Linked DNA regions of Homo sapiens: region 1 is linked to region 2. The links are chromatin loops, found by intact Hi-C in ENCODE. Cell type or tissue: mammary epithelial cell. All regions are shown on one strand. Each heading gives the region's core, and the rest is flanking DNA. Links, peaks and the distances in the headings are about the cores only. Region 1 has its middle 41 kb from the start of CEMIP2. Region 2 holds the start of LOC101927108 (a long non-coding RNA gene).

What was found. A loop is a pair of places that touch in the nucleus more often than their neighbours do. Peaks named below come from ENCODE experiments on the same cell type or tissue, not always from the same donor. Only the 100,000 strongest peaks of a DNase experiment are listed, where the experiment ranks them.
Region 1: a loop joins it to region 2, with 17 times the contacts of the local background. A loop is called at or near these places in 94 of 110 quality-filtered maps.

Annotation. Positions count from the first base shown.
Region 1 is chr9:71,800,795-71,817,337 of GRCh38, forward strand. It overlaps the pseudogene LOC100420790. Among named protein-coding and RNA genes, the nearest start is that of CEMIP2, 41 kb to the left of the region's middle. In mammary epithelial cell, for the core only: a CTCF peak has its summit at 6,215 (motif pointing right); a DNase peak (open chromatin) is centred at 6,227.
Region 2 is chr9:72,019,074-72,035,616 of GRCh38, forward strand. LOC101927108 (a long non-coding RNA gene) reads left to right here and starts at 10,983. Exons shown (of 5, transcript XR_001746719.1): 1 at 10,983-11,108; 2 at 16,331-16,446. RefSeq lists an enhancer at 5,960-6,254. In mammary epithelial cell, for the core only: a CTCF peak has its summit at 6,105 (motif pointing left); DNase peaks (open chromatin) are centred at 6,058 and 7,068; H3K27ac peaks cover 756 bases.

The sequences.
Region 1 (16,543 bases), core at 3,820-8,819, 220 kb before region 2:
TGGAATAATGGTACAATCTATAAGATACTGAGGCTTAACTCTATAAAAGATATCATCAGCAAGTATGGGTAAGGTTGCTAAATATTTTTCAAGCTGATTTTTTTTTTTTTTTTTGAGGCGGAGTCTTGCTCTGTCGCCCAAACTGGAGTCCAGTGGCGCGATCTCGGCTCACTGCAAGCTCCGCCTCCCGGATTCACGCCATTCTCCTGCCTCAGCCTCCCAAGTAGCTGGAACTACAGGCGCCCGCCACCACGCCCGGCTAATTTTTTTGTATTTTTAGTAGAGATGGGGTTTCACCGTGTTAGCCAGGATGGTCTCGATCTCCTGACCTCGTTATCTGCCCGTCTCGGCCTCCCGAAGTGCTGGGAGGAAGCTGATTTTTTAACCTATTAAAACGTTTGACAGGTTATACCTCCATTTCCTTGCAGTTAGTATTCTGGGTTATTTCTAGCCAAAGGTTGAGATTTCTGTACTTAGGATTATGATTTTTATCTTTATATGTATCTCTTACAGTGTGGCTGTCAATTTCATAAATGAACTATTTCCCCATCTTCTAGCTTTGATGAGGTTTTTTTTTTAAAAAATAAGGAAATTAAAGCCAAAGAGCCTCTTATTTCTATTAAGATTAATTTTTTATCTTTGAATATTTATTCTAAAATGTGGGGTACATAATTTGCCTAAGCCCTTTAGCAATAGCAGAGCAAGCCAAATTTCAGCATATGTGATAGTCATAATTATGTAAGATCATTTTTTAACATGTTTCCATTTTCTATCTGTTCTGTCTTCCAAGATGTCATATCCTTTGCAAAGAAAATGAATAAAATATAAAATGTGATATATTTCCATCTCTGCAGAATATTTTTCACTTCATTGAAACTTGATACATAGATTCAACATAGACTATTAGTTCTAAAATTATTTGAGTATCTGTATTAAGCTTTAATCATTTTTTAATTGTCGTCTTCGTGGAAAAGAAACCTAAATTTTTTTCACAATGTGCCGTATTTTACAAAGTTTGCAACATTTTTAAAAGAATTTTCCTCTCAACAAGAATAATTTTTTTCTCCTAATTAAGCAATAAATAGAAGTATGCAAAAGAAGCCATTGGTTTAAAACTACATGGCAATAGAAAAGGCTTTTGTTTTCGCCTGCTTTGAGGAAACTCAATATAGTGTTTTAGAAAGGTTGGCAGAGGTGCTGACGGGGAGAAAAGGAGGCCCCCTTGCCCCAGTTTCAAGCCTTTTAAACCGAACTTGCATTCTAGGTCATCCACTATGTGTGGTGGTTAGGCTCCTAGTTTAGAATATTTTACATAGATAAAGAGAGGCTTTTTTCATATGAAAAAAAGCTCAATATCACTGATCACTAGAGAAATGCAAATCAAATCCACAATGAGGTACCATTTCCTACCAGTCAGAATGGCTATTATTAAAGAGTCAAAAAATAACAGATGCTGGTGAGGTTGTGGTTGTGGGGAAAAGGGAACACTTATACACTGTTGGTGGGAGTGTAAATTAGTTCAACCATTGTGGAAAGCAGTATGGTGATTCCTCAGTGAGTTAAAAGCAGAACTACCACTTGACCCAGCAATCCCATTACTGGGTATATACCTAAGGAATATAAATCATTCTACCATAAAGACACAAGCATGCAAATGTTCACTGCAGCACTATTCAAAATAGCAAAGACCTGGAATCAACCTAAATGCCCATCAATGACAGACTGGGTAAAGAAAATGTCCATGGTACATATATGCCCCGTATATGTACCACGTATGCGTACCAAAGTATATGTCCATGGTTCATATACACCATAGAATATTATGCAGCCATAAAAAGAGCAAGATCATGTCTTTTGCAGGAACATGGATGGAGCTGGAGGCTATCATCCTTAGCAACCTAACACAGGAACAGAAAACCAAATACTGCACATTCTCACTTACAAGTAGGAGTTAAATGATAAGAACTTATGAACACAAAGAAGGAAACAAAAGACACTAGGTTCTACTTGATGGGGGAGGGTAGGGGGAAGGAGAGGAGCAGAAAAGATAACTATTGGATAGTGGGGATAATACCTGGGTGATGAAATAATATGTACAAAAAACGATCTGCATAACAAACCCTCACATGTACCCCTGAACCTAAAATAATTTTTCTTTTTAAAAAGAAACTTTTTTTTAAAAGAAATGTTTCGCCAGGTGCAGTGGGTCATGCCTGTAATCCCAGCACTTTGGGAGGCTGAGGCGGGCGGATCACCTGAGGTCAGGAGTTTGAGATGAGCCTGACCAACATGGAGAAACCCTGTCTCTACTAAAAATACAAAATCAGCTGGGCGTGGTGGCGCTTGCCTGTAATACCAGCTATTCGGGAGGCTGAGGCAGAAGAATCGCTTGCACCTGGGAGGCGGAGGTTGTGGTCAACAAAGATCGTGCCATTGCACTACATCCTGAGCAACAAGAGCAAAACTCTGTCTCAAAAAAAAAAAAAAAAGAAATGTTTCATAATATGTATTGGTAATAAAAATAGTAAGATGGACACCCCAAAGAGGATAAGCAGTTTATCCTACCCCATGACATGAAACTGCTTGTGTCAAACTCTTCATGTTTCCAAACACGATAGTCCTCAACAGTTGACTGTGGGATAATTTCAAGCCTTTATTGGCAATGACACCACAAAAGAAGAATATAAAGCGAAGACCGATGTCGTGCAACATTCTCTATCATTATGATAGTCTGGTTCAGATTGCCTCTCCAAAACTGGTTCATTGTCAAATGGCTCATCAGCTTTGGCTGTTATGCTACTATATGTCTACGCCAGCACAAAAGAGCTAGGAAATCATAATGATCAAGAAGAACAGAATAGTTTAACTTTTGAAAATAAAAAGTGACATCTGTATCTTTATATAAAATGAAGTTTGGGTCATTGCATCTAAAATTGTAGTGTCACCCAAGTTACTGTGTAAATAGCTGCATGTTCAGAAGCTAATGTTGTGTAAGTGGTCACAGCTCTCTTTTCAAGGGAAAAGAATGGAAACATGAAAGTTAAGTACTTAATACCACAGCATAAATCAGTGACTTTTCTCTCGGAAAAAGCTATCAGGGGCTCCCACTGCTTTAGCATCAGAAGAGTTGGTCAGTCAACCGGGAGTATGACTTGAGGATGCTACTAAAAACTAAAAGATGCTGGGCGCAGTGGCTTATGCCTATAATCCCAGCACTTTGGGAGGCTGAGGCCAGGAATTCGAGAGCTGCCTGGCCAATAAGGTGAAACCCTGTCTCTACTAAAAATACAAACATTAGCTGGGCATGGTGGCGCACGCCTGTAGTACTAGCTACTTGGGAGGTTGAGACATGAGAATTGCTTGAACCCGGGAGGTGGAGGTTGCAGTGAGCCAAGATCGCTCCACTGCACTCCAGCCTGGGCAACAGAGCAAGATCCTGTCTAAAAACAAAACAAAACAAAACAAACAAACAAACAAACAAAAAAACCCACAAAAAACTAAAAGGCTATTGCAAGAATGGAAGCCTTTCTTTTAAATATGTGAAGACATTTAACATGGATGAGCATGTAGAGTACTGCCCAGAAATCATCCTGAAAGCTACCATTACTGTATGAGTAACTTTTTAAAGTATATTGTTATAGATTCTAATCATGCTCATAACCTTTTAAAGTATATTGTTATAGATCCTAATCATGCTCATAATCTTGATGAGGGTGCTGCAAGTTTACAAGCAGAATGTGATGGATTTGAAAATAAATTTCTAAAAGCTGGAGGAATAAATATTTCTGTTGCTAGGAATGATCCTCATAAGAGACAGACACAAGGCATTTTCCCTGTACAAAGCAAAAGTGGAAAAGATTATTTTAGCTTTCCAGCAGCATCCCCAAACTATTTGTTTATATGCTGAAGATGCTACTTTAGAACTAACAGTGAAAATTGTGAAACACTTTACGGTTTAATGAACATGCACAGTAAACTTGTGGGTCCACTCCAGAGTATGATAGAACGAAATTGAAGGCGATTGGAGTAAAATTCTCTTTGAAAGAATAAAATACTTAAATAATTTTTTAACTACTCAATATGATACAACATGGGGAATTCTGGAGGTTGTAATTGTTTTAAAAATCCAATGACTAGCTGGGCGCGGTGGCTCACGCCTGTAATCCCAGCACCTTGGGAGGCTGAGGCAGGCAGATCACCTGAGGTCGGGAGTTTGAGACCAGCCTGACCAACATGAAGAAACACCGTCTCTACTAAAAATACAAAAATTAGCCGGGCGTGGTGGCACATGCCTGTAATCCCAGCTACTCAGGAGGCTGAAACAGGAGAATCACTTGAACCTGGGAGGTGGAGGTTGTGGTGAGCTGAGATTGTGCCGTTGCACTCCAGCCTGGGCAACAAGAACAAAACTCCATCTAAAAAAAAAAAAAATCCAATGACTATATGCCAAACATTTTATATTTAGAGTGTGTCTATTTAATACAAGGGCTTAGGAGACATAGTTGGCTCTCACAACTGACCAGCTGTTTATTATAAATAAATATTTTAAAATAAACTTTGTTACACATAGCCAGCCTATAAAACAGCACAGAAATGAAATATCTGCCTGTTTTAAAGTTGTAAAAGTTAGCCAGGTGCAGTGGTGTGTGCCTATAGTCCCAGCTACTCAGGAGACTGAAGTGAGAGGATTCCCTTGAACCCAGGGTTTTGAGTCCAGACTGGGCAACATAGCAAGACTCTCTTTAAAAAAAATTCAAAAATTATTTTAAAGGTGAAGATTTTGCACATCAAGTACCATTTAAGAGTTTGACTCCAGTGGCATAATATACATAGATTTGTATTGTTTAATTACATGAAGAGACAGCAAACCTTTTCAGTATCAAACAACTTATCTTTGCAAACCTTTATTTATAACATGCTATCTACTTATTTTCTGCGCATTAGACACAAGCTTTTTTGCATAAAGGTGACTTAATCATCTTTCTGTGTTAGCATCTGGGCATCAAAAGTCCTGCCATATATTGTTGACAAAGGAAATCTGAAGAGAAACAGTGCCTAAAAGTGCAGTTTGGCCGGGTGCAGCGGCTCACACCTGTAATCCCAGCACTTTGGGAGGCCGAGGCAGGAGGATCACCTGAGGTAGGATGTTTGAGACCAGCCTGGCCAACATGGTGAGACCCCCATCTCTATTAAAAATACAAAAATTAGTGGGGCGTGGTGGCCCATGCCTGTAATCCCAGCTACTCGGGAAGCTGAGGCAGGAGAATCCCTTGAACCCAGGAGGCAGAGGTTGCAGTGAGCCAAGATCGTGCCACTGCACTCCAGCCTGGCCTGGGCAACAGAGAGAGACTGTGTCCCCGCCCCTCCACCCAAGAAAAGTGCAGTTTATGTCCTTTTGAAAAGTATGTATAAGTGCCTGTTCTTGTGCACTTTCTTCTATAGCCTTTTTTTTCAGATGTGTTTTTATTTTATTTAATAATTTGGGTTCATCCCCTTAATATAAGGTTGTTGGCAATCATACTAAGAAAATTATTTTGAAGAAAATTTTCTGATTGTTGTTTGTTTTTTGTTTCTCTTTTTTTCTTTCTTTCTTTCTTTTTTTTTTTTTTTTTTTTAGACAATGTCTCTTGTTCTGTCTCCCAGGCTGGAGTGCAGTGGCACGTTAATGGCTCATTGCAGCCTCAACCTTCTGGGCTGAAGCAATCCTCCCACCTCAGCCTGCTGAGTAGCTGGGACTACCGCTGTGCACCACCATGCACAACTAATTTTCTTTTATTTTTTGTAGAGAAGAAGTGGGGATTCTCCCTATGTTGCCCAGGCTGGTCTCGAACTCCTGATCTCAAATGATCCTCTCTCCTCAGCCTCCCAAAGTGCCGCGATGACAGGAGTGAGCTACCAGCCTGATTACTGTTAAACTTAATAAATAATTAAACTTATTGTTTACATATAAAAAAATGTCTAAAACGATAATGCGATAAAGTGCATGCAAATTACTGTAAAGTATTTTACATTACCATAGCAACGTGCATGATTAAATTGCAAATAAAAGCATACTGCTTTCTACTTTTAGCTCAAATAATGCTTATAATCAGCAAACAAAAAGCTATCAGGAAGGCCTTAGCAGGTACTGTGGTCTGATTTCGCTGAATGCCCAAAGCCATTAATAATCCAATTCTCCATCCCCTTCCTGGATGTGGCTCCACTTTGCCAGTAGAGGGCACCATGTGCATACAGGGCAGAGAGAGCCAAAGGCTTATTATTAAGTAGGACAGCCTCTGGCACTGTTTTCTTTGTCTTCAAAGGAGTGGCCCAGCCAGTGTGAGTGTGGTTGGAGATCAGAGCTGAAGGGCAGGTTGTTACAGCAATTATGCAGAACTTCAAACTTTCTTATGATGTCCCTCAGCAGTTCACCATCCAGAAGAGCCTGAGTTCAGCCTTGACCCAAATGGGAAAACAAGGTGTAATTATAATCAAATGGCTGTTGGTAGAGGTTGATTGCTGGCAAAATGGACAAACAGGAGGAAGTGGAGGTTGAGGTCTTTTGTGTTTGAGGTAGTCCATGTAGCAAAAATCAGACCAAGCTGGGGGGTCAGGAGACCTGGTTATATCAATTTGGGGGTCACTCTGTACAAACTAAGAGGAGGAACCGAAGTTCCAAATACATTTACAAGCTTTGCTTTTGCTTTTACTACACATGCTCAACATGATAATTACTTTTTTTTTACTTTGCTGTTATAATTATGGAAATTAATATGTCCACTCATTTAAATATTTATAAAATATTTGGTTTGGAAGAATACAACCATATTTTTTATGCATGGTATGTTTAAAGATTCAACTTTGGCTAATATTTATTTTAACTCTGTAATGTTTATGTAATTTAGAGCAATCTAACTAATTTTTAATATAGCAAAGAACAGCTAGCAATGGCTGAGATTATTGCAGAAATGTGCAAAATTGTGCTTATCTCATTAAAGATTTCTTTGAGACTCTCCTAAGAGCAAATAAAGTGCCTAACTTCCCAGAGGCAGATTTTATATGGAAAAGAAAAGATATACAATGTAGAATTGTTCAAAATGTTAGAGACAATATATGTAAAGTGGCTGTTGCATGCTCAATAAATGATCTCCTTGTCTGCTTTTTAATAGCATTATTTTAGGAGTGAGGCTGCATTAAAGTAGATCTCTCTAGGTCATAAATCTAACCTGAAAATAACATGGACATCTCATGTTCAGGTTAATCACATTGTCATAACTATAAAGAACCACATCTTGCCACAAAGAACAATGAAGGGGTTATATAGATTATTTAGGTCTTAACTCTGGGTCTCTTGATGAGGCAACAAAAAAGGAATTTCCACTTTGGGAAGCCGAGGTGGGAGGATTGCTTGAGCCCAGGAGTTTGAGACCAGTGTGGGCAATATAGTGAGACCCCGTCTCTTTAAAAAACAACAACAACAAAAGGAATTTCATTGCACAACACAGAGCAAATCTTCATAAACATCCTCCTTAGAGAACACCCACCTGTCCTTTTCTCCATGTCAGCTACTCACTCCTTCATTCACCTTAAAACACTCACCATTCCAGTCTTCTTCTCAATTCTCTTGCCCCTCACTCTTTTCTTTCATTGTGTAACTCCTTGCCCTTGCTTCTAGAGAACAGTAATTCAGCTTTCTACAAAGAGATATTTTTCAAAATGATGTTTTCTTTTGTTAAATAAGACATCAGCCAAATTACTAACAGAATTTGACATTATCTGGCTAAACTGCATTATTAAAATCACAAATAGCATCAGAAACTCTGTACCTGGTTGCGGTGGTTTGCCCCTGTAATCCCAGCTACTCCAGAGGCTAAGGTGGGAGGAATCCTCGAGCCCAGGAGTTAGAGGGTGCAGTGAGCAATGATCACACCACTCAACTCCAGCCTGGGCAACAGAGTGAGACCCCGTCTCTGTAAAAAAATATATATGCATATATATTTTTTAAAGGAATCAGAAACCCTTTGACCTGGAAAGGATCAACAAGTCCAAATCTCATATTTTACAGATTAGAAGGCTGAGACCCAGAGAGGGTAATTGGATTGTCCAAGTTTCCCTGATTAATTACAAAGCTGGGATCAGAATGCAGATTCATTGACCCTGACCTGCTTTGTCCATTATAGCACACTGCCTTGAGCTAAGTTTTAAGCTACATTTTCATTATAATGAGGTGTTTCTTACTATAAGAAATCTTAAAATAGAAATAAAATCATCTTTCATAGGGTTTTCTTTTCCCATTGCTATTTTGGAACAACTTTTCTGCCTATTTCATCTAAATGATACACTATAAATAATTCAGAAATACAGTGTATGTATTTTTATAAAGGGTGATTTTGCAAATATGTTGAGAAAATCATATGTAGGTAACATTACACTAGTTTACTTAAAATAAAACAACTACAAATCTTTCTTAAAATTGGAAATTTATCTCATCCACTCCATTTATTTGATAAGAAACAAAATGAACTTTTTTTTCTCCTTTATCACCTCTGGTTTTGTGCTAAGATCAAGTACAAATCTTTGGGAGAAATACTAAATTCTGAGTAGAACATATTGTAAATGGCATTGTCATAAGAACTAGCAATACAAAGATGGGTAAGTCATTCTCTTGAGCACCTCAGTCTAGTAGAACGACCTAGCTGTACTCACTCCTTTTGTTTTTTATTTGTCTTTTTGTTTTGTTTTGGTTTTTTGTTTTTATTTTTGAGACAGGGTCTTGCTCTGTTGCCCAGGCTGGAGTGCAGTGGCATGATCACAGTGCATTGCAGCCTCACCCTCCAAGGCTCACGTGATCCTCCCACCTCAGCCTCCTGAGTAGCTGGGACCACAGATGCATGCCAACGTGCCTGACTAGTTTTTAAATTTTTCGTAGAGACAAGGTCTCCCTATATTGGCCAGGCTGGTCTCTAAATCCTAGGCTCAAGTGATTCTCCCACCTTGGCTTCCCAAAGTGCTGGGATTACAGGTGTGAGACACCACGTCCAGCAGAAATATTCTTTATCATCACTGCAAAAGGCAGAATAACCACTTTCCTTCTCTCCAAAACAAACAAACAAAAAATATATATATAGGCCGGGTGCAGTGGCTTACGCCTGTAATCCAAGCACTTTGGGAAGCCAAGGCAGGCGGATCACTTGAGGTCAGGATTTCGAGACCAGCCTGGCTAACATGGTGAAACCCCATCTCTACTAAAAATACAAAAATTAGCAGGGCATGGTGGTGCGTGCCTGTGAGGCCAAAGTGGGAGGATCACTTGAGCCCAGGAGTTGGAGACCAGCCTGGACAACACGGGGAGACCCCACATCTATTTAAAAAGAAAAAAAGAAAGAAGGGAAAAAATAAAGTATAAAGGAGGATATATATAGGTGATATGAAAGTACTACTCTACTTTATATTAGGGACTTGAGCATCCTTGAATTTTGTTATCCGTGGGGAGTCCTGGAACCAATCCCCTGCAGATATCAAGGGATGATTATTTATGAATCTGTTGCCAATAAAACTAATCCCATACATATATGGTTATCTGCTCTACAATATTTTCATCTGCAAACTGAGTGCAGGATGGTGTCATGGTTTTTGGTATAATTAACAGGAAAAAAAAATAAAATGTGCAAAACTAGCTCAAGTGTGATTGTCTTTATCTGGGAACAAAAGAGACTGTCTGTGATTCTTTGCAACCTACTTTGGTTTAAATTAAGAACATTTGGCCAGGCGCAGTGGCTCACACCTGTAATCCCAGCACTTTGGGAGGCCAAGGCTGGTAGATCACCTGAGATCAGGAGTTCGAGACCAGCCTGGCCAACATGGTGAAACCCCATCTCTACTAAAAATACAAAAATTACCTGGGTATGGTGGCAGGTGCCTGTAATCCCAGCTACTAGCAGGGGCCGATGCAGGAGAATTGCTTGAACCCAGGAGGCGGAGGTTGCAGTGAGCCAAGATCATAGCACTGCACTCCAGCCAGGGCAACAGAATGAGACTCCGTCTCAAAATAAAATAAAACAAAATAAAATAAAATAAATTAAGAACATTTGTGGTAAATCACCTACATTTAAGTGTAGAGGTTGAATGCTAATATTTTTCACTTCTCTCCTTGGCAATGATTTTAAAAGCTAACTCCCCACATTAGTGAGGACACTAGGAAATTTGCCCTCTAATATGCCATTGGTAGGAATGTAAGTTGGCATAACGCTGGTAAGCAATTTGGCAGTGAATACCAAGTAGAAAATAGTCATGACCTTTGACTCAACAATTTTGCTTTTAAGAACTTGCATACAGCTGGGAACGGTGGCTCATTCTCATAATCCCAGTACTTTGGGAGGCTGAGGTGGGAAGACTGCTTGGGGCCAGGAGTTCGACACCAGCTGGAGCAACATGTTGAAATCCTGTCTCTACAAAAATAAAAACTGAAAAAAGTATCTGGGCATAGTGGCTTATGCCTGTAGTCTCAGCTACTTGAGAGGCTGAGGCAGAGGATTGCTTGAGTCCACGAAGTCGAGGATGCAGTGAGCTATGATCATGCCACTGCACTCCAGCCTGGGCAATATAGCAAGACCCTCTTTGGGAAAAAAAAAGGATTTGCTTATGAAAACAATCAGAGTTAGGGAAAAGAATTTTGATCACGGCATTATTTATAATTACAAAAAAACCTGAAGAACATTTAAGTACCCAACAAGAGGGAACTGGTTAACTACATTATGGTAAAAGCATAGGATGGAATAGTATAGGCTGCTGAAAATATTGTAAAATAAGATTTAATGGTATGAGAAGATGTTTATTATGTATTTTAAGAAAAAAGAATATCTACACATACACACACAAAAAAACACATAGGATCCATACAAATATCTTTTTTTTTTTTTTTTTTTTTTTTTGAGACGTAGTTTCTCTCTTGCCCAGGCTGGAGTGCAATGGCATGATCTTGGCTCACTCCAGCCTCTGCCTCCCGGGTTCACACAATTCTCCTGCCTCAGCCTCCCGATTAGTTGGGACTACAGGCGCCCGCCAACACGCCCGGCTAATTTTTTGTATTTTTAGTAGAGACGGGGTTTCACTGTGTTAGCCAGGGTAATCTCAATCTCCTGACCTCGTGATCCACCCGTCTTGGCCTGCCAAAGTGCTGGGATTACAGGCGTGAGCCACCACACCTGGCCAATTTTTTTTATTTTTAGTAGAGACAAGGTTTCACCATGTCGGCCAGGCTGGTCTCAAACTCCTGACCTCAGGTGATCCACCCGCCTCAGCCTCCCAAATTGCTGGGATTACAGGCATGAGCCACTGTGCCCAGCCACAAATATCATTTTTAAAGCTGTAAAGAGTATATAACAAAAATGCCACAACGATTCTCCCTGAATGGTAATATGATGAAGAGTATTTATTTCCTTCTCTGTATTTTTCTGTACTTTCTAAATATTCTACAATAAATATGTACTATTTTTGTAATTAAGAAAAAGTTATTTCTTTTTTTTTTAAGCCAGACTCTTCTCAGTTGATTGTCCAAATGGGATAAGGGCGTATATTTAAGAGAAAATACGCATCAGTGCTGCAATGTGTTCAGAGCACGCTTACTATTGCAGTTGTGCGCAAACCATTTGTCAAGCCTCAAGCACACCCTTGGCTCTGGAGCTCAGCACAGTTTCCTTTCTGTGAGTAACATTCTATCCAAAAAGGAGCGCCTCAGCAGGCTGTTCCTGAGCCACTAAACCTTCCAACACCCTGTGAGCATAGCAGAAAGGCCAATTCCCCACTGAACCGGCAGATGGTGAAACATCCCCTTGGCTCTTGTACATCCAGACATATTGGTGCAGACACAGCTGCAAAAAGGCAAGCAAGTTCTCCAAGGCCAGGCAAAATTAGTCCTTTCTCAAGGGAGTGCTCTGCTATGCCAGCTGGCATTTCCTGCCATGCTCCCAGCCTGTTTTGAGGGTGGATAATGGACAAAAATGGAGAGGGCTTAAACTGAAGGACTGAGTATCTCAACCAGTGCAGAGCTGGGCTTTGAACACCGTGAATACACTGTCAGGAAGTAACAGTCTTTCAGGAAGCAAAGAATTCCATATGACAGCAAAGTAGAAAGAGGCCTGGACTGTGAATTAGGAGCCCTGGGTGCTTGTTACATCTCACAGTCTCCCCTCTTTTCAGTTCCTTCTTCTATAAAATATTGGGGGTGGGCTAGGGAGTCAATAGATGAAATGAGCTATAAAAGTTGCTTCCAGCCTTCAAGACCTTATACTGATTAATAATGAAGTCATGCAATATAGATTTCAGTCAATAAAAATTTACTCAATACCTAGTATGTCTGGCAAGAAGGAGCCAGATAAATAAAACACTGTGGCCACCCACAGGACTCACTGTCCAAAGCATTGGAAAATTTCTTGGTTTCAATATGTATAATTATCCACTATACTATTTATTTAAGATAATGTTTTCCTCAAGATTGAATTTTCTCTGTTGCCAATAAAGTTAATTCCATTTTCGATGAACAATGTGTGTGCTGTATACTGGGAGACAGTATAGGTTTAGGTTAAAAGCATGAATTATAGACTCAGAAAGTCCCAGTTAAATCTGAGCTCCACCATTTCTTAACTGAGTGATCTTCAAAAAATTACTTAAATTCTCTCAGCTTCAGTTTCCTCATCTGTAAAATGGGAATAATAATGGTACTTACTTCTTGGGACTATTGTAGGAAATGAATGACCTGAGTCATTTACATTAAATGAAGTCTCAGTAAATCCCTATTATCTGTTGTTAATATAGGAAGTTTAAAATAATTTTAATATCAGTTTTTAAAAAGCACAAAATCTTGGAATGTTAGATTAAACAAGGGACCTTAGAAATAATCAGTTCCATTTCAATCCTTTGATCCTCCCATTTTACATAGGGAAGCCATGGACTGAAAGAGGCTGAGTAAGGCCCCAGGGACCCTTTCGAGCTTTTTTTTTTTTTTGGTATATTCTGTTAATTAGGAAATATATTGTGCTTTTCTGAGAAACTGAAAGTATACATGCTTGTACATACTTGCAAGTCATATAGAAATTATTTCAATCATTACTATTATTTTGAATTTTCTATCTGCTGCTTACTGAGATTTAACCGCCATTTCAAAGTTTTTCCAAGAATCTGGCATTTTGGCTAAATAGCCCAGTTGACCCTTGCCCCAGCTTCCCAAAATCCATTGTGATTGATCCAAATGGGCTCAGAATTTCCCTCCTTGTGCATAGATGCCACTTATCTGTTTTTCCATCTTGGTTTTTTTTTCTAGCTACTTTTGGCTATCAGAAAAAAATAATTTAAAGTTTGTACAAGCCAAGTTTGTTTCACTGCCTCCAATCAGACAAAGATACCTTTCCAGAAATCAAGACTGTGGATATACACCCGTGTCTGGAGGACAAGAAGAAGATAGAAGAAAATGGAACTCACAGGGATTAGAGAGAAAGGGAACTGACACTTATCCTGTGCTTTCTGTGTTCCCAAGGATTCACTTGGTCCTCACAACAACCCAGTGAATTAGTCATGACTCTCCCCGCTTCAGGTGAAAAAGCTGAGAGTCAGAGAGCAACTTGCATGATGCAGCATAGCCAGGAAATGGAGTGGGAACTTGAACCCAGGCCAGCCTATTTCCAAACTCTTTCCGGTAAGTGGGCCACACTCCTCCCATGGTCTTAATGTGATTCAATTGACAGAACGGCTTGGTGGAAAAAATGTAAAAATGAAAACAAATGGTTCCTATAAGATGGTGTAGTCACATATTTGGAGAAGAGAGATCCATTATGCAATTCACTAAAATGTGTTGAATGTCTACTAAGTGTTACCAAAGCACTGAATTTCACTCATTAAAGACTCATCCCAAGTATCGTAAGTCACGTTTCAGTCCTCCCTAATACGGTTTTCTTGTATTATGTATTATGACTCTTGAATGGTCAGAAATGAGAGTAAACTTAACAGATGAAGATGGAGACAGGATTATTATATACATGTTGTTTCTGTAAGAACTTTTCTCTAAATCTAATGTCTTTGTAATTGATCGATTCACTGTCCATGGCCTTTTTGAGAGTAAAGGTTTTGTGTTCTCTTTCACCTCCCTACCCTGGCTTTTTTTCAAAGCATTTTTCCAGCCCCACTTACAGTTTAGAACAGATGTAGATGCTGGCCTGCTCCCAGAATCTTGCTGCAAAATCATAACTTCACCATTCCCCATGGACTGAGTAGTGCCGAGGTAGAAAATGACTTCAATCCACAGCAGAATCTGTGTTGCTGCCAATCCAATTTAAGCCCAAAGGAGTCACTCCTATTTGTAGCAAGTTTTTTTCATTTCCAGTTTATGCCGAGAATATATAGCACATCATATTTTGATGATTTATAGAGTATATCTGAAGGCCTCTTTCTCCCCAACTGCCCCGACACTTTCATTTGTCAATTTTGCAGACTTGAAGTGCAGCAAAGGAGTAAAGTTTTCAGAAAATCTGAAGAAAACAATAGATCAAGAATATCAGCCAGGCATGGTGGCTCACGCCTGAAATCTCAGCACTTTGGGAGGCCAAGGTGGGTGGATCATGAGGTCAGGAATTCAAGAGCAGCCTGGCCAACATGGTGAAACCCCGTCTCTAGTAAAAATACAAAAATTTGCTGGGTGTGGTGGCGGGTGCCTGTAATCCCAGCTACTCAGGAGGCTGAGGCAGAGAATTGCTTGAACCTGGGAGGTAGAGGTTGCAGATCGTGACACTGCACTCTAGCCTGGGAGACACAGCAAGACTCCATCTCAAAAAAAAAAAAAAATATATATATATATATATATATATATATATATATATATATCCAGGCACAGTGGCTCATGCCTGTAATCCCAGCACTTTGGGAGGCCAAGGTGTGCAGATCACTTGAGGCCAGGAGTTTGAGACTAGCCTGCCCAACATGGTGAAACCCCATCCCTACTAAAAATACAAAAATTAGCTCAGCTTGGTGGCAGGTGCCTGTAATCCCAGCTACTCGGGAGGCTGAGGCAGAGAGAATTACTTGAACCCGGGAAGTGGAGGTTGCAATGAGCCAAGATTGCACCACTGCACTCCATCCTGGGCGACAGAGTGAGACCCTGCCTCAAAAAAAAAAAAAAAAAAAAGAATATCTAGACATGGCTGCCAAGAAAAAGAACATGAACTCAAAGAGAAAATAAAATGGGTCTTTAAGAAAATAACAGCAAATCATTTAAAACATGAGTAAAGTTAGAGCATATGACCTGGAAGATTAACACAAAACAACTTTGGGTTACTCATGTGTACTAATGTCAGCTGTATCATTTCCCTATCACTGATAGGTATAGGAAACTGTACTGTGTTGGTAAAAAGCAGGTAAGAAAGGGGATGGCTGTCAGTAACTCAGCCCCGTATTACAGTAAAACTACTCCAGAAAACCTCTGGCTCAAAATACTGCAACGTACAACAGTGGGAACACAAAGTGACCAAAAAATATTGTTACAACTTTCCATTCCAGAAACATTTAGAGACGACCCACCATGAGATGACCTTGACCAGGCGTGGCTGAACATCTTCATTATAGCTACAGCAGAAACATCATGTGGTATTCTTAAGACAAATTTCAGGGCCCAAAGAAGCTATTCAGGATCCTGTTTTCCACTTGCTTCAATATATTTAAGCTCCTTGAACTATGACATCCTCCCAAATAGGTTCGCTGACTTCCTTCACTAAGGCACCCACCAAATATTTGTTGAGCGCTTACCATGGGTCAGGAACTGTTCAAGGCACTGGACATAGGGTGTTGAACAAGAAAGAAAGACATGATCCTTGCTGTCATGAAGCATTCATTTCAGAGTCATACTTCTTATGTTCACACACAAGTGAAGTGGTATTGGTATTTCAGAGTGAATGTGTTTTATAACCAATATTGATATTTTTCTTCTCTAGAGGCTCCCTTTATTTCTTAGTCACAAAACAAATATTTTTGAAAGATAGCAATGAAAACTTGGAACTTTTAGAAAAGCCATTTATTGCTAGAAATGGGCTAAGCTTACGTTTTCCTAAAATATCTGTAGAATGAAAACATAATCCAAAAAGGCACACATTCGCCAAGAGTGCAGCACGCTGGTCTTTGACTTACATAACTCTAAGGAAATAACTAGTTAGTTTCTGTTAATGTTTGATGAACTTTGACAAATTAGCACGAAGAATTAGATCAAATGAACTGTATGCACTGTCTGAACAAGAGGGATAAGCAAAAAAAAAAAATCCTCTCTAACAAGGAATGTTGGACTCAAGCATACTCTCCTAGAGGAGAAAACTGAGACTTCCTAGATGTAAAGCAACTGGCTCTAAAACACAGAATTAGAATAAAGGGAAGGAGGTCACTGGAGCGGCAAGGGTGGGGGTGAGCTTTACAACAAAGAATGATGATCACTAGATTTCAGCTCTGCGTCTATACGGGCTCACTTCCTTCACATGGGGAAACAAATAAAAATAAAAAAAATAGGGAGAGTAGCTAGGAGCCAAGGCTCAGC
Region 2 (16,543 bases), core at 4,195-9,194:
CAGCCAGTCTCTATGTGTTTGCACTTATTTAACACCAGCATGTGAGCTCACTCCCCACCACTCTCACTCAATCTCCTTCTGTCTTTTATGAATATTTTCCATCTTCAGGACTGTCTTTTAATGTTTGTTTAGAGAGGTTATTTTGATGACAAAAAATTTTAGTCTTTGTTTCTCTGAAAAAGCAAAGAGTTTTACCGAGTATGTGATTCTAGATTAATTAGTATGTGTTCCATCCTCTTGTTCCATTCGGGGACTGAGTAGGCCTCGAGCCCATCGCTCAATTCTGAGATTTCCCTTTGCTGCTGCCCTGTGTAGGTTCTGTTTTCTGTATCTCATGCTGCCTTGGGTTTTTCTGGTTTTTGGTTTTTGGGTTTTTTTGTTTTTTTGTTTTTTTGTTTTGGTTATAATTCCTTTATTTTGCTGAAGCATATTCTTCAATGGTTTCCTTAAGGACACATGAGGTAAATTTTTAGAGCCCGTGGATGTCTATAAGTGTCCTTATTTAATCTTCACATTTGATTTGTAATTTGATATAGGATTTGGCAGGCATGGTTCCTTAAAGATTTTGAAGTAATTGTCCTAACACCTCTCAGTGTTGCTGTTGAGCATTAAATGTCCTTTCGGTTCCCCCACCCTTTGTGTGTGACCTGTTTTTCCTTTCCGAAAGTGACTTTAGAATCTTTTATTCACTTTGTTTCTCTAAAATTTATTTTCGTTTGTTTAAATTGGACTGTTGGTGACCTCCTTCCAAGTGGAGACTTACATTCTTGTACTCTGGATTGCTTTTTGTTGGGAGGTATTAGTCCTTGATAATTTGATTCCTTTCAACTTATCTGTTTACTTTTTCTAGAATTACTTTGATTTCTCCTCTAAGTCTCTTGTCCTTTTATTTCTATCTCTTTGTCTATTATTGTTTTACCTTCTGGAAGACTTACTTAATTTTCATTGTCCAACTCTTCTATTGAATTTTAAATTTTGTTAGTCATACTTTGTGTTTTAAAGAACTTTTCATTTTTCTCAATGTCTTTTTTATAGCATCCTGTTTACTTTTTATGGGTGGAATATCTTGTGTCTTGCTAAAAGTAGTGACAGTTACTTATAAAATAACTGAATAAAAGAGAACAGAATAAAATAAAACAGAATAAAATAAGATGTATATTTTATTCTGTTTCTTGCATTACAGTGGTTTTCCTCTGAGGGTGTGTAGGTGTGTGTGCACCCACCTGTTTTTTCTACTTGAAGATTTCCACAAATATCTAACTATTCTTGATTCAAAACCAATAAAACATCCTATAAAGAAAGATTGAGAAGAAGTTATAGTATAAAAAGTATTTGCTTTGGCTAATTGTTTTTGAACTAAACATCTAGTTATTGAGTGTCATCTTTCTTTCACCTTCACATGTTATTGTCTTTGTAGGGAGAAAATCCAAGCACCCTTATTTTTTTTTTCCAATAATAAGACTGTTTTCTATAGGTGAATATAAATTTAGATGTAACCTTCTGGGGGGATTTTGAATGGTATGATTATATGTCTTAAGTTTTATGAAGGTCAACAGTTTGCCCATATGTACTTGTAAGCATACTAGGCTGTAAGTTAGAAGGACTGGGCTCTATCTAGTTACAGGTTCTTGTTGTGTAATTATAGGTGTATCATCTACCTTGTCTGAACTTCAGTTTCTTTATGCATAAAATGAAACCCATTTTCTCACTAAAGTATTACGGGTATCCAATGACATGTTTATTTATTTTTATTTTATTCTTTATTTTAATTTTAATTAAAAAAATTTTTTTTTGAATTTTTTTTAAAAGCCGGATGCAGCAACTCATGCCTGTAATCCCAGTACTTTGGGAGGCAAAGGCAGGTGGGTCATTTGAGGTCAGGAGTTCGAGAGCAGCCTGACCAACATGGTGAAAACCCTGTCTCTACTAAAAATACAAAATTAGCCAGGCGTGGTGGCACACGCCTGTTATCCCAGCTACTTGGGAGGCTGAGGCAGGAGAATTGCCTTGAACCCAGGAGGCAGAGGTTACAGTGAGCCAAGATTGTGCCACAGCACTCCAGCCTGGGCAACAAGAGCAAAACTCCATTTCAAAAAAAAAATTTTTTTTTTACATTTTTATTTTTTACTTTTTAATTTATTTTTATTTGTATTTTTTTCACTCTGTTGCCCAGGCTGGAGTACAGTGACACAATCTCGGTTCACTATAAACTCCGCCTCCTGGGCTCAAGTGATTCTCCTTCCTCAGCCTCCTGAGTAGCTGAGATTACAGGTGGCTGCCACCACGCCTGGCTAATTTTTGTATTTTTAGTAGAGATGGGGATTCACCATGTTGGCCAGGCTGGTCTCGAACTCCTGACCTCAGGTGATCCACCTGCCCTGGCCTCCCAAAGTGCTGGGATTACAGGCGTGAACCGCCATGTCTGACCTAGTTTTTTTTTTTTTTTTTTTTTTTTTTTTGAGATGAAGTCTCACTCTTGTCCCCCAGGCTGGAGTACAACGGTGTGACCTTGGCTCACTGCACCCTCTGCCTCCTGGGTTCAAGCGATTCTCCTACCTCAGCCTCCTGAGTAGCTAGGATTACAGGTAACTGCCACCACATTCGGCTAATTTTTGTATGTTTAGTAGAGACGGGGTTTCACTATGTTGGCCAGGCTGGTCTCAAACTCCTGACCACAGGTAATCCGCCCGCCTCGGCCTCCTAAAGTGCTGGGATTACAGGCATGAGCCACCGCGCCCGGCCTACCTATTCTCTCTTATTTTTGTACCGTGTCTCCCTTGGATCATTATCTTGCCAAAGATCATAAACTACAGCTTAGAAACCTGTGCTTAATTATTAGTTTCATGTTTATTTCAGTGCCAGGGCTTGTGAAGACCATAGGTTGCTTTTGAAAGAAAAATAGGCATAAAACTTCTCCCTTAAAGCTATACAATTACCAGTTACCCTTTGACATTATCTATGATCCTCTTATGTGTTCCTTCTTATTTATTTATTGTTGTTGTCTTCCCCATGCAGATAGAGGACCAGCAAAGCTCCCTCATATTTCCAAAGGCCCAGGGATCCTCAAAACATAGACTAAAGCATGCATAGGAAGATATGAGGGTGGATGACAGGAGATGACAGTAGTGTCTAGATGCCCGTGAAAGCTTCTCTGTGAACCTGTTTGGAGTCCAAATAGGGCAGGACAGGACAGCAGGTGGAATGGGTGGAGGAGTAACAATGGGGACTCAGATCAAGTCCCACCAGGGGTGGCCTTGGGCTCACCACTTCTTTTCCCTCCCCTGCTGATATGGTTTGGGTCTGTGTCCCCATCCAAATTTCATGTCCAATTATAATCCCCAATATGGGAGGTGAAGCCTGGTGGGAAGTGATTGGATGATGGGGGTGGGTTTCCCATTTGGTGCTGTTCTCGTGATAATGAATGAGTTATCATGATATCTGTTGTTTAAACGTGTGTGGCACCTCCCCACTCTCTCTCTTCCTCCTGCTGTAGCCATGTAAAGATGTGCCTGCTTCCCCTTCACCTTCTGCCATGATTATAAGTTTCCTGAGGCCTCCCCAGCTATGCTTCCTGCACAGCATGTAGAACCATGAGTCAATTAAACCTCTTCTCTTTATAAATTATCCAGTTTCAGGTATTTCTTTATAGCAGTGTCAGAATAGACTAACACACCTGCTCTGTCATGTCTCAGGCAAAAGCCTCGCACTAGTTCTTAAAAAGGGGTGCCAGAAAGAAACAGGAGTCAAAGCAGGCCTGAGAGAGAGAAAGAGTTGTTCTAGAAAGCGTGAGAACAAGAGCAAATGTGTGAGAATGAGAAGAAGAGAGCATGAGAGAAAAAAGAGAAAAAGACAAAGAGAGCGAGAGACAGAGGCTCTTCCAGAAAGATGAATCACTATTTTAACCAAGCTACACACACACACACACACACACACACACCCCTCACAAGTTCCTCATCCTAGAAGTCCAAGCCTCTCCAGGCTGACTCACCATCCAAACCCTATATAAACTGCTTGACCTAGTTCTGAAGAGGATTACTTTTAGCCTCAATCACTCATGGATTATTCCTTTATATATGCAGTGTCTACCCGTCTTATCCACCCCAGGTGACTAATGAACTAAATTTCTCTTTCATGACATCAAATTTGTGACATGAACTTCATGCAGCCATGTTTGTGTTTAAAAGACCATTCAGAAGCTGAGTCTAATAGAATGTGGCCTTGGGATTCTCATCCAGGAATAAAACCATTGAAAATATTTCCTTGTTCCTAGACCAGGTGAGAGAAACAAAAACAAATAAATTAGAAAAAAATAAAAATTGAGTAGCTGTTTGCAAACTTTGAGAGGCCAAGGCGGGCAGATCACCTGAGGTCAGGAGTTCGAGACCGCCTGGCCAACATGGTGAAACCCCGTCTCTACTAAAAATACAAAAATTAGCCGGGTGTAGTGGCGCATGCCTGGAATCCCAGCACTTGGTAGGCTGAGGCAAGAGAATCACTTGAACCCGAGAGGTGGAGGTTGCAGTGAGCCGAGACTGTGCCATTGCACCCCAGCCTGGGGTACAAGAGTGAAACTCCATCTCAAAAAAAAAAAAAAAAAAAAAAGAAAGAAAGAATGAATGGGTATTTATTAAGCTGTGCTATCTGGGAAGCTGTAGCAATGTTAAAAGTAATAAACGATTCAAAGTTCATCAGATAAATATAGGTAGATGAGAACAAACGAGTAACATCAATAAAGTAGGTTGTGTTTCTATGCATGAAGAAATGTTGCGTCTTATAATTCAATTCACTTTAGACATTTATTAGGCACTCATCAGGTACAAACTCTGCCCTAGGAATTGGTGGGTGCTACAAAATAAATGAAACACTGTTGTATTTGGCCATTCTTGCACTGCTATAAAGAAACTGGATAATTTATAAGAAAAGAGGTATAATTGACTCATGGTCTGCAGGCTGTACAGGAAGCATAGTGGCATCTGCTTCTGGGGAGGCCTCTAGAAGCTTCTAATCATGGTGGAAGGCAAAGTGGGAGCAGGCACATTGCCTGGTGAGAACAGGAGCAAGAGAGAGAGAGAGAGAGACAGGTGCCTCACTTTTAAACAGCCAGATCTTGCGAGAAATCACTATGATGAGGATGGGACCAAGAGGATGTTGCTAAACTATTCCTGAGAAATCCACCCCCGTGATCCGATCACCTCCCACCAGGTCCCACCTCCAACACTGGAGATTACACTTCAATGTGAGATTAGGGTGGGGCCAGCATCCAAACTATATCAACTGTTAAGGAAATAAAAGCTTTCTGCTATTTTATATGTATGTTCCTCATTCAGGTTACACAGTTCTTGTGTTGTATTCTGTGTAACGCTCTCACTGGCTTTGTTCCTGTGAAGGCCAGTGGATAAAACCTCTTATGTTATTCATGAGGGGTATTCATCTGCCCTAAAGCAGGGAGCTGGGGAAGAGGGGCCAATTCTCAATCAGAAAACCAGAGCTCAGGTGATTCTCAGAGCTCAGAGGCACAAAGAATAAGCAATATTATATGATTGGGTCTAGCTCTGTTGTGTGTGTGTTTTTTTCCAAATGTGTATGTGTGTGTGTGTATATATATATACACACACACACATACACATTTGGAAAAAAACACTTGGAAAAAAACACACACACAACAGAGCTAGACCCAATCAATATATGGGTCTATGTATATATACATACACACATATATATTATATATTTTATAATATATAAAAATAATGAGAATATATATTATATATTTTATAATATATAAAAATAATGAGGATATATATATATCCTCATTATTTTTAGTAAGGTTTCCTTTTAAAGTTCTGGCCCTGCTCCTGAAGACATAAAGAAGGGCCTTAGATCCTTGGGAGCAGGGTTCTTACAGTGTGGTCTCAGGGCCAGCAGCAGCAGCAGCAGCATCTCCCTGGGGACTCGGGAGTAATGCAGGTTCCTGTGTGTCACCCACATCTACTGATCAGGAACTCTGGTGTGAGACCGAATGATGAAAGCCGTCCAGGGGATTCCGATGCTGCTCAGGGTTAAAAACCACAGCTTGATCTGAAGAGCTGCAGGGGACAGCGCCCTCTGGAGGCCACGTGATCACAGCAGCCATAGAAAAGCAGCTGCATCCAGAGAAAGGAGCAAGAGTCTAGGTTTCCGAGTCCTGTTGTCCCTTCTCATGCAAAGAGACTTCTATGGTGGTCAACTTTAGAGATCCTGACTTGATTTAATTAAAGGATATTGCTGGTTTTTTTTTTTCTTTTTTTTTTTTTTTGAGACAGGGCATCGCTCTGTCACCAGGCTGGAATGCAGTGGTGTGATCTCGGCTCACAGCAACCTACACCTCCCGGGTTCAAGCGATTCGCCTGTCTCAGCCTCCCAGCAAATTTTTGTATTTTTAGTAGAGACGGGGTTTCACCATGTTGGCCAGGCTGGTCTCGAACTCCTGACCTCAAATGATCCACCCAGCTTGGCCTCCCAAAGTGCTGGGATTATAGGCGTGAGCCACCGCACCCGGCCTTGTTTTCTTTATAATAGTCCAGGCTCTCAGCATGGGTGAATATGGGTGTGTTCTAAAATAAATACTGTTCTATTTGCTTTTTCCAGTTCAAGTGTTCATATCATTCCCCTATTCAAAACGTTTTTACTGGTTCTTCATTAAACAGTCATCTCAGCCTAGTCTTTAAGGCCTCTGCAATGGGTCCAGCCCTCATTCTCAGCTCTCTCTCTCTTCCTCCCTGCATGAAAAATGCTGCTTGCTTGCTTTTGTGTTCATGTGGCATAGCTCATGCAACAGCGGCAGGCCACACAGTGTTGACAACTATGTCTCTCCTCTAAACCAAGCTTTTAAGGGCAGGCACCACATTCTGTTCCTGCTTATCCCAGCATTTAGCACAGTGCCTGTTAATCATAGCTGGTTGGAAATTGTTTTAAAAATGAGTAAGTGGCTGAATATTATGCGTGGTCTAGCTGTGTTGAACTATTTGCTGTTCTTGGAACTTTCTACCTCTGTCTTCCTTTGTGCAGTTCCTTTCAATGTGAGATGCCCTTACATGTCCATCTCTAGCCTCTCAAAACCCCACCCATGCTTTAAGATTTACTCATAGTGGCTGCTTAATAAACACGTGGGAGTTGAACTGTATAGAACGTGCCCTTGATGGAACAGAGTCATCAGCTGGTAAGTTCATTAAGTCACACTGTTCCTAGGGCAAAGTGCACTTGAAAAAAGTGGCACAAATAATAATAATGACATTTATCTATAATATCAATCAGTTGTATTGCTTGAGATCTTATCATGTGCCAAACCTTGCACTAAGCTTTTTACATATTATATTTTATTTAATTCTTAAATCAGTTTATGGAGAAAGTATTGTTATTTGTAAAAATTTAGAATGAGGAAATGGAGGCACAGAGGGGTTAAATAATTTGCCCAAGGTTATTTATTTTATTTTATTTTGAGATGGAGTCTCACTCTGTCACCCAGGCTGGAGTGCAGTGGCACGATCTCGGCTCACTCTAAGCTCTGCCTCCCCGGTTCACACCATTATCCTACCTCAGCCTCCCGAGTAGCTGGACAGGCGCCCACCACCACGCCTGGCTAAGTTTTTTGTATTTTTTTAGTAGAGATGGGGTTTTACCGTGTTAACCAGGATCATCTCGATCTTCTGACTCGTGATCCACCCGCCTCGGTCTCCCAAAGTGCTGGGATTTCAGGTGTGAGCCACCGCGCCCGGCTTGCCCAAGGTTATATAGCTAAAAATGTCAAAGACAAGGTTTCACTATGTTGCCCAGGCTGGTCTTGAACTCTTAGGATCAAGCAATCCTCCCTCCTCAGCCTCCCAAATAGCTGGGACTATAGTCATGCCACCATACCTGGCTGAAGCCAATATTAAAATGTAGGTCTGGGCCATGCACAGTGGCCTACACCTGTAATCCCAGCACTTTGGAAGGCTGAGGTGGGCAGATCACAAGGTTAGGAGATCGAGACCATCCTGGCCAATATGGTGAAATCTCGTCTCTACTAAAAATACAAAAATTAGCTGGGCATGGTGGTGTGTGACTGTAATCCCAGCTACTCAGGAGGCTGAGGCAGGAGAATCACCTGAACCTGGGAGGCGGAGGTTGCGGTGAGCTGAGATCGCGCCACTGCACTCCAGCCTAGGTGACACAGTGAGATTCCATCTAAAAATAAATAAATAAATAAATATAAAATGTAGGTCTGGTAGACACCAAAGTCAATGCTCTTAACTTGAAGCTAAATAGATTATTGATAAAGTATATAGATATTAGAGATCTTGACAAAACAGAATTGCAAATCTAAACAGACAAGCAAGAAACCTGAACTCATATGCCAGTCGATGAATAAATTAATATTTATTGAGCAGCTACTATGGGTCAGGCATTGTTCTAGGAGCAGGATGATAGAGCGGATGAATAGGCAAGGTCTCTGCTCTCAGGGAATTTACTTTCCAGTGAGATAATCTGTTTAGGAGATAACATTTGAGCCAATCCCTGGATGATGAGAAGGAGCCGTCATTTAAAGATTTGGGAAGAGCCTGTCTCAGGCAAAAGGAAGGAAGAGGAAGTGCAAAGGTCCTGAGGCTAGGAAGACCAACAGAGGAGCCAATATGCAGAAACCATCGAGTGGAATTGACCCTGGATCAAGCTGTGCTTTCTGGACACAGCTTCCATAAAAGAAGGAACAAAACCCAGGTGTGAGTGGCCCAAAACAGGTGAATCAATTACCATATCTAGGAAGCAGGATCAAGTTGAAAGAAGATTCTCTTACCCCTTTAAATATTTTCATCTGTGCCACTATTGCAGTGTCTGAAAATGAATCAAGTTTGTAGATGACTTTGGGGGTGAAAGCAAGCGTCATCATTAAATAATATCATCAAACCATTCCCCAAAAAGTCAATAAAGTGAGTAACACAGTCTAGGAAGGACTTGCTTCTCAAAGGGTTCTGTTTACCAGATATCCCCTATATTGTTGCCTTTTCAGAGTAATTTTGTAAGAACCAAGTCACGGTCTCAGTAATGGCACTCTTACAGTGGGAAAATCCAATACCCAGGTGCTTTATGGACATATCAAGAATCATGAGTAAGGTCCGGGTGAGAGTGAATCTGTTGATAAAAACATGCCAGGGAATATTTTGTTTCCAATTGAGTGGTCTAAGAAAATGGGGAATGGGGAAGAAGGGTGAACCCTAGATATAGGCAATAGAAGCTGCCTGTCTGTAGAAAATTTAGCAATAATAATAAAGCTGATTAAAAGTCAAGTGATAAGGCCGGGCGTGGTGGCTCACGCCTGTAATCCCAGCTCTTTGGGAGGCTGAGGCAGGAGAATGGCATGAACTTGGGAGGCAGAACTTGCAGTGAGCTGAGATCGCGCCACTGCACTCCAGGCTGGGCAACACAGCGAGACTCCGTCTCAAAAAAAAAAAAAAAAAAAAGTCAAGTAATAAAAAGCAGACAAACAAACCCTTTCCTGCAGGGGCGGGGCAGACCCTTCCCACAGCAAATCCCCCTGGTAGGTGGCTGTTAACAATGTCAAATCCAATTTGCAATACCTTTTTGTTCCTTCTTTGAACCTATACTTGATGTCTTCCACATGGTCTCCCCTGGGTCTGTTTTCTCTGTCAAGTAGTTGCTGTCTCTTTATGGGTGCTATGAAGGGCTCTCTTCCTTGTTTTGAGGTTCACAGCTCTTCTCTTCATGAGAGAACTTTTCCATACCCAGCTATTCACCTGCTTTTTCAGAGGTGTTCAAACCTGAGTGACTCCCTCTTGAATAGGGGCTGGATAAAATAAGGCTGAGACTGACTGGGCTGAATTCCCAGGAGGTCAGACATTCTTAGTCCAGGATGGGATAGGAAGTCAGCAGGACTGGTATCACAAGATACAGGTCACAAAGACCCTGCTGATAAAACAGGATGCAGTAAAGAAGCCGGCCAAAACCCACTAAAACCAAGATGGCAACAAAAGTGACTTCTGGTCATCCTCACTGCCCACTATACACTAATTATAATGCATTAGCATGCTAAAAGACAGTCCCACCAGCACCATGACAGTTTACAAATGCCATGGCAATGTCAGAAAGTTACCCTATATGGTCTAAAAGGTGGAGGAACCCTTAGTTCTGGGAATTGACTGCCCTTTCCCGGCAAACTCATGAATAATCCACCCCTTGTTTAGCATATAATCAAGAAAGAACTATAAGTATACTCTGTTGAGTAGCCCATGCCTCTGCTCTGCCTATGGAGTAGCCATTCTTTTCTTCCTTTACTTTCTTAATAAAGTTGCTTACACTTCACTCTATGAACTCGCCCCAAGTTCTTGACTGAGGTCCAAGAACCCTCTTTTGGGGCCTGGATGGGGGCTCCTTTCTGGTAACATTTTTATCTGAAGTGATACTTCCTTCTAGGCATCCCTAAGAAGGAAGGTGTCTGTAACTTGTAGAGCTGCTGTCCTCTCTTGGCGACAGCCAGTCCCTGTAATACATCCTTCAGTATACCTGCCTTCTTATGTAAGCACACTTATTACCAAAAAAGTACACTTAAGCACAAATATTTAGTGAGGCCCATAGGCCAGGCACTGTCTGGACATTGGGAAGAGAGCAGTAAACCAACAGACATGGTCCCTGCCTTCAGAGTGAATTGTTTTAAAAAAATAAGTAAACAAAATAAATTCAGATGTTCATAAGTACAGTGAGGAAAACAGAAGAGGACTATGTGATGGAAGCAACTGAGGATAACACCACTTAACCAGACAGGCAAGGGAAGCCTCTCTGAAGATGCGTATTTGACCAGATACCTGAGTACACAAGGCAAACCACCCACCCACCCAGCCAACCAACTGATCAACCAACCAGCCAATCACTTGCCCACCCAACCAGCCAACCAACCACTCACCCACCTGCCCAACCAACCAGCCAACCAACCAACCATCCACCCGCCCAATCAATCAGCCAACTAACCAACCATCCACCCACCCAACCAACAAACCAACCAATCAACCAACCAGCCAATTTTGAAACCATCCAGAGGAAGACTATTACAGGTAGAAGAAAATGCAAGAGGAAATTCCTGGGCTGTGAGTAAACTTGGTGTGTTTGAGGAAGAGAAAGATGTCAATGTACTTACAGTGGAGGGAGTGGGAGGGAATAGGTGGGTGAGGTCCCTCAGGCCAAGGCCATGATAAGGAGCTGAGATTTTATTCCAAGGATAAAGGAGAGCCATTGAACAGGTGAGTGACTCAATATGATTTACATTTATAAAAACTATATTACTTATTTAATCCTCTAAACAAATAGTGGGGTAATTAGTACTTAAAGATAAAGAAAAGAAGATCCTGAAAATTTATGTGATGGATTCAAGGGTCACCTAGTAAGGGTCTGAGCAGAGCCTGAAAGCTGGATCTTCAAAGTCCCAAGGTGCTTTTTTTCCTGTATACCAGCCCAGAGCAAAGTAAGATTCATGGTAAGAATGAGAGATGGATGGGTTATTTTATTTGTAAATATTCTAAGTGCATGATAGAGTTGGAGTGCACATGTGGGTGTGTCCTGGAGAAACAGATTTCTTAGTGGATCTGTATATGCAGCAGGAATTCAGCTAGCTTTGGGGGTTAAGAGATAATGGTGACTACTGCAATAGCTCAAGCTTATGGAGAGCTTACTATGTGCCAGACACTGTTCTAAATGTTTTACAAACCAACCAACCAACCAACCAACTAACCAACCAACCAACCAACCAACCAAACCAATAAGCAAACAAAACGGTCTTTAAGAGAGCATTACAGGCAGAGGAAAGAACAAAGTTCCTGAGATAAAAAGAAGCTTGGTATGTCTGATGAATAGAAAGAGGTCAATGTACTTACAGCTGGAAGGTATTGTCATTATTCCAGCTTTACAGATAAGGAAACTGAGGCTTAGAGAGGTTAATAATTTGCCAAAGATTATACAACCAGTAAGTAGCAAGAACTCTAGAGCACACAATTTCAACCATATAATAGGCTGCTATTTATTAAGTGGCTCATGTACAGGAGTGCTATACAAATTATTTATGACCCAGCCGGACAATGTGCCCATTATTAGCCTCCTCATATGTTAGTTAATAGAATTTATACTCTTTAGAGAGTATAAATAACTTTCCCAAGGAGGCCAGGCGTGGTGGCCCACACCTGTAATCCCAGCACTTTGGGAGGCCGAGGCAGGCAGATCATGATCATGGTCAAGACCGAGACCATCCTGGCTAACAAGGTGAAACACTGTCTCTACTAAAAATAGAAAAAAAAAAATAGCTGGGCATGGTGGCAGTTGCCTGTAGTCCCAGCTACTCGGGAGGCTGAGGCAGGAGAATGGCGTGAACCTGGGAGGCGGAGCTTGCAGTGAGCTGAGATGGCACCACTGCACTTCAGCCTGGGTGACACAGTGAGATTCCATCTCAAAACAAAAACAAAAAGAAAAAAAACTGCCCCAAGGCTGCTCAGAGAGCTGGGAATCCAATCCAGATGGGCCCAGTGGCCAAATTCATGCTCTTTGCTTTACATTCTGCCACCTCTTAGGACCTTCAAAAAGATACTGTCTGGGCCAGGAGCAGTGGCTCATGCCTGTAATCCCAGCACTTTGGGAGGCCGAGGCAGGCAGATCACCTGAGGTCGGGAGTTCAAGACTAGCCTGACCAACATGGAGAAAACCCGTCTCTACTAAAAATACAAAATTAACCGGGCATGGTGGCACCTGCCTGTAATCCCAGCTACTCAGGAGGATAAGGCAGGAGAATTGCTTAAACCTAGGAGGTGGAGGTTCAGGTGAGCCAAGATTGTGCCATTGCACTCCAGCCTGGGCAACAAGAGTGAAACTCCGTCTCAAAAAAAAAAAAAAGAAAACAAAAAACAAGATCCTATCTATTAAATTGGACAAAATAGCAGGCCTTTTACCAACCCGAAGTGAAATGCCCAAACCTAAGGTCAGCAGCATCTTAGGTGTTCTTGTTATTAATCCACTAAAATGCTTAAATTGAAAAAATAAAAAAAAAAAGCAGCTCTGGAGTCTTGCCAAGAGGAGAGTTATAGCATTTAAGGGGCAGGACCCTTCCAGAGGACCATGGCCAAAGATGTGGTTTCAAAAGCCTAAAGCTACAATTTTCTCCACAAGGAAGAGATGGGTATAGTGGCAACCACTAGAGAACTGGGAAGGGATATGAATTTACCTCAGGGGGAACCTATCCCTGTACCCATAGCGTCAAACCTGTTAGCCAGCTAGTCTTGTGTTTTTCATATTTTCCCAATGATTTGATGCACTTAATACTTCTTGCCTTTCATAACGACCTCAAGGCAGGCATATAGTGACTTTGGTTTCTAACCAAGAGAATTTCATGATCATGTATGTATACAAATGCTTCATCTCTTTCTTCTATGAATACTATCACATTTCTCATTAGTCTTAAATAGTTCTTATGGTTGTTTTCCTTTTATCCTTTTCTTTTATTTTTTTAAATTTGAGACAGAGTCTCGTTCTTGTTGCCCAGGCTGGAGTGCAGTGGCGTAATCTTGGCTCACTACAACCTCCGCCTCCCTGCCTCAGCCTCCCGAATAGCTGGGATTACAGGCACCCACCACCATGCCTGGCCAATTTTTGCACTTTTAGGAGAGATGGGGTTTCACCATGTTGGCCAGGCTGGTCTCAAACTCCTGACCTCAACTGCTCCACTCACCTCTGCCTCCCAAAGTTCTGGGATTACAGGTGTGAGCCACCACACCTGGCCCTTATGACTGTTTTCTAACAGTCAAATCCTTCCAAATATATTATTAGTTGTAATTGTGTGTTGAAGAGAGTGTTTATAGTGACTACTGCCTGCTCATGTTGGATTTTTACTGTAGCATTTAATAACCATGAAATTAATATAGAAACAGCTGAAATATAGAAACACTGAAATCTTGAGTTCAGTGCCAAGATAATTGACATTTTAGACAATAAGGTTAAAGAATAAAAGACCTATTGAAATCTTAGTTAAATTGTTATCTATCTTTAATCTTGTGAAACATTCACTGAAAGTTTCTACTGCTGTTTTTCTGGGGCTTTTCAGTCTTATGAAAAGAACTGAAAAGAAACTTTAAAAAGGTCCATTTTATTGAATCCATGTAGTCAACAGGTCATGTGGCCGTGAGTAAATCTTAGACAACAAAACTTAAAACCTTCATGAATGTCTCTACTAAAAATACAAAAAATTAGCTGGGTGTGGTGGTGGGTGCCTGTAGTCCCAGCTAATCGGGAGGCTGAGGCAGGGAGGTGGAGTTTGCAGTGAGCCAAGATCGCGCCACTGCACTCCAGCCTGGGTGACAGAGTGAGACTCTGTCTCAAAAAAAAAAAAACAAAGAAAAAACCTTCATGAATATTATCTATAAGCATATGATTATGTAGGTCTTTTGGGTTAAAGAAAGGACTTGTGTCCAAGGGGCTGAAGACTCATGAGTTTTTACTATTTCTGTAGATTATTAATTAATATTGAAAGGCGACTTTGCCAAATGTAGCCTGCAAGTGAGGGGAGTTAATGGCCCTAAGGGATGTCCTCAACCAAATGCTCTGGCTGTCCACCTCCTAGACGGACAATTCTAGGAGGCATTTTGTACACTTTTCAAGAGGTGCCAGAGGAATCGAGATAGGAGGTAGGAGCAATCTTGCTGATGCACTTTTTTTTTTTTTTGACAGATAGTCTCCCGCTGTCACCCAGGCTGGAGTGCAGTGGTGCAATCTCAGCTCACTGCAACTTCTGCCTCCCAGGTTCAAGCAATTCTCATGCCTCAGCCTCCCCAGTAGCTGGGATTACAAGTGCGTTCCACCAAGCCCAGTTAATTTTTGTATTTTTAGTAGAGATGAGGTTTCACCATATTGGTCAGGCTGGTCTCAAACTCCTGACCTCAAGTAATCTGCCTGCCTCAGCCTCCCAAGGTGCTCAGATTACAGGTGTGAGCCACCGTGCCTGGTCTGACTCACTCCTTTTTTTTTTTTTTTTTTTGAGATGGACTCTTGCTGTGTCGCCCAGGCTGGAGTGCAGTGGTGCAATCTCGGCTCGCTGCAACCTCAGCTCGCTGCAACCTCAGCCTCCCAGGTTCAAGCGATTCTCCTGCCTCAGCCTCTCGAGTAGCTGGGAGTACAACCCAGCTAATTTTTGCATTTTTAGTAGAGACATGGTTTCACCATGTTGGACAGGCTGGTCTCCAACTCCTGACCTCGAGTGATCTGTCCATCTCGGCCTCCCAAAGTGCTGACATTACAGGCATGAGTCATTATGCCTGGCCAGGTCAGCCAACTATTAACTTAAGGGAATCTATAAGAGCCAGACAGCTTCCCTGGAAGCATATAAAGAGAATCTTGTCTCTTGCAGCTGTGGGACAGCCTGGGCTATAGATCAGGCCTAGGAATTAATAATAAGGTGACCAAGCTGCAAGAACAAGTGAATGTGTAGCCTCCACTTCTCTTCTGTGTTAGGCTGCCAGCTTGAAAAAGTTTGCATGGATGTGTCTGAGAACCTTGAACTTTTTGCTGTATTCCTTTGACCCCTCTTGGCTGGCAGAAATAACAGTTCTTACTAAAAGGGAAGAGCCTCCGTTTGCCTGAAGACCAAGAAAGACCTCACCTGAAGCGGTTGTGTCAAAAGATGGTGGTCAAAGGCTGGTGTGGTGGCTCAAGCTTGTAATCGCAGCACTTTGGGAGGCTGAGGCAGGAGGATTGCTTGAGCTCAGGAGTTTGAGACCAGCCTGGGTGCCATAGCAAGTCCTCATCTGTACTAAAAAAAAAAAAAAAAAAAAAAAAAATCGCTGGGCATGCTGGTGCATGCTTCTAGTCCCAGCTACTTGGGGGGCTGAGGTGGGAGGATCACTTGCCAGGAGGTTGAGACTGAAGTAAGCCATGATTGTACCACTGTGCTCCAGCCTGGGCAACAGAGGGAGACCCTGTCTCAAAAAAAAAATAATAATAATAATAATAGTAAATAAATAAATAAAATGAAAGATAATGGTTGTTCTCGTGATCTGACACTCTCAACCCCACCCTCCAGCTCATTGCCTCCAGACCAATAACTATGGTCAGGTCTCAGCATAACCCAAAAAGGAAGGTTTAATATCTGCTATAGTAGAAATAGGTATTCACCAAAATAACTACAGAACTTGGCATGCAAAATATGTACTGTCTGGAACCAGCGGAGCATGTGCAGGAATGGTTTTGAGAGTACTGGGTTAGGGGAGGGTGGAAGAGCAAAATATAAAGCTGATTAGGGGAGAGTGAAATAACACTGGAATGCTCTTTCATGATTCAGGATTAAATGTTCTAGCAAGGAAACATGAAGCTGGTCCAACGTGCTGCTGGGATGGCTCCTTGAAGCTTGAACATGATGACCTTCAGCAAAGGAGGTGGAGATGTACAGAGGAGGAGGTTAGTAGGCTCAGAGAAGACGGCGTGATAGAATGGATTTATTGCATAAGACTACTTATTGCCGACTAGGTTTTCAAAGAGGGCCCAGGGGTACTCT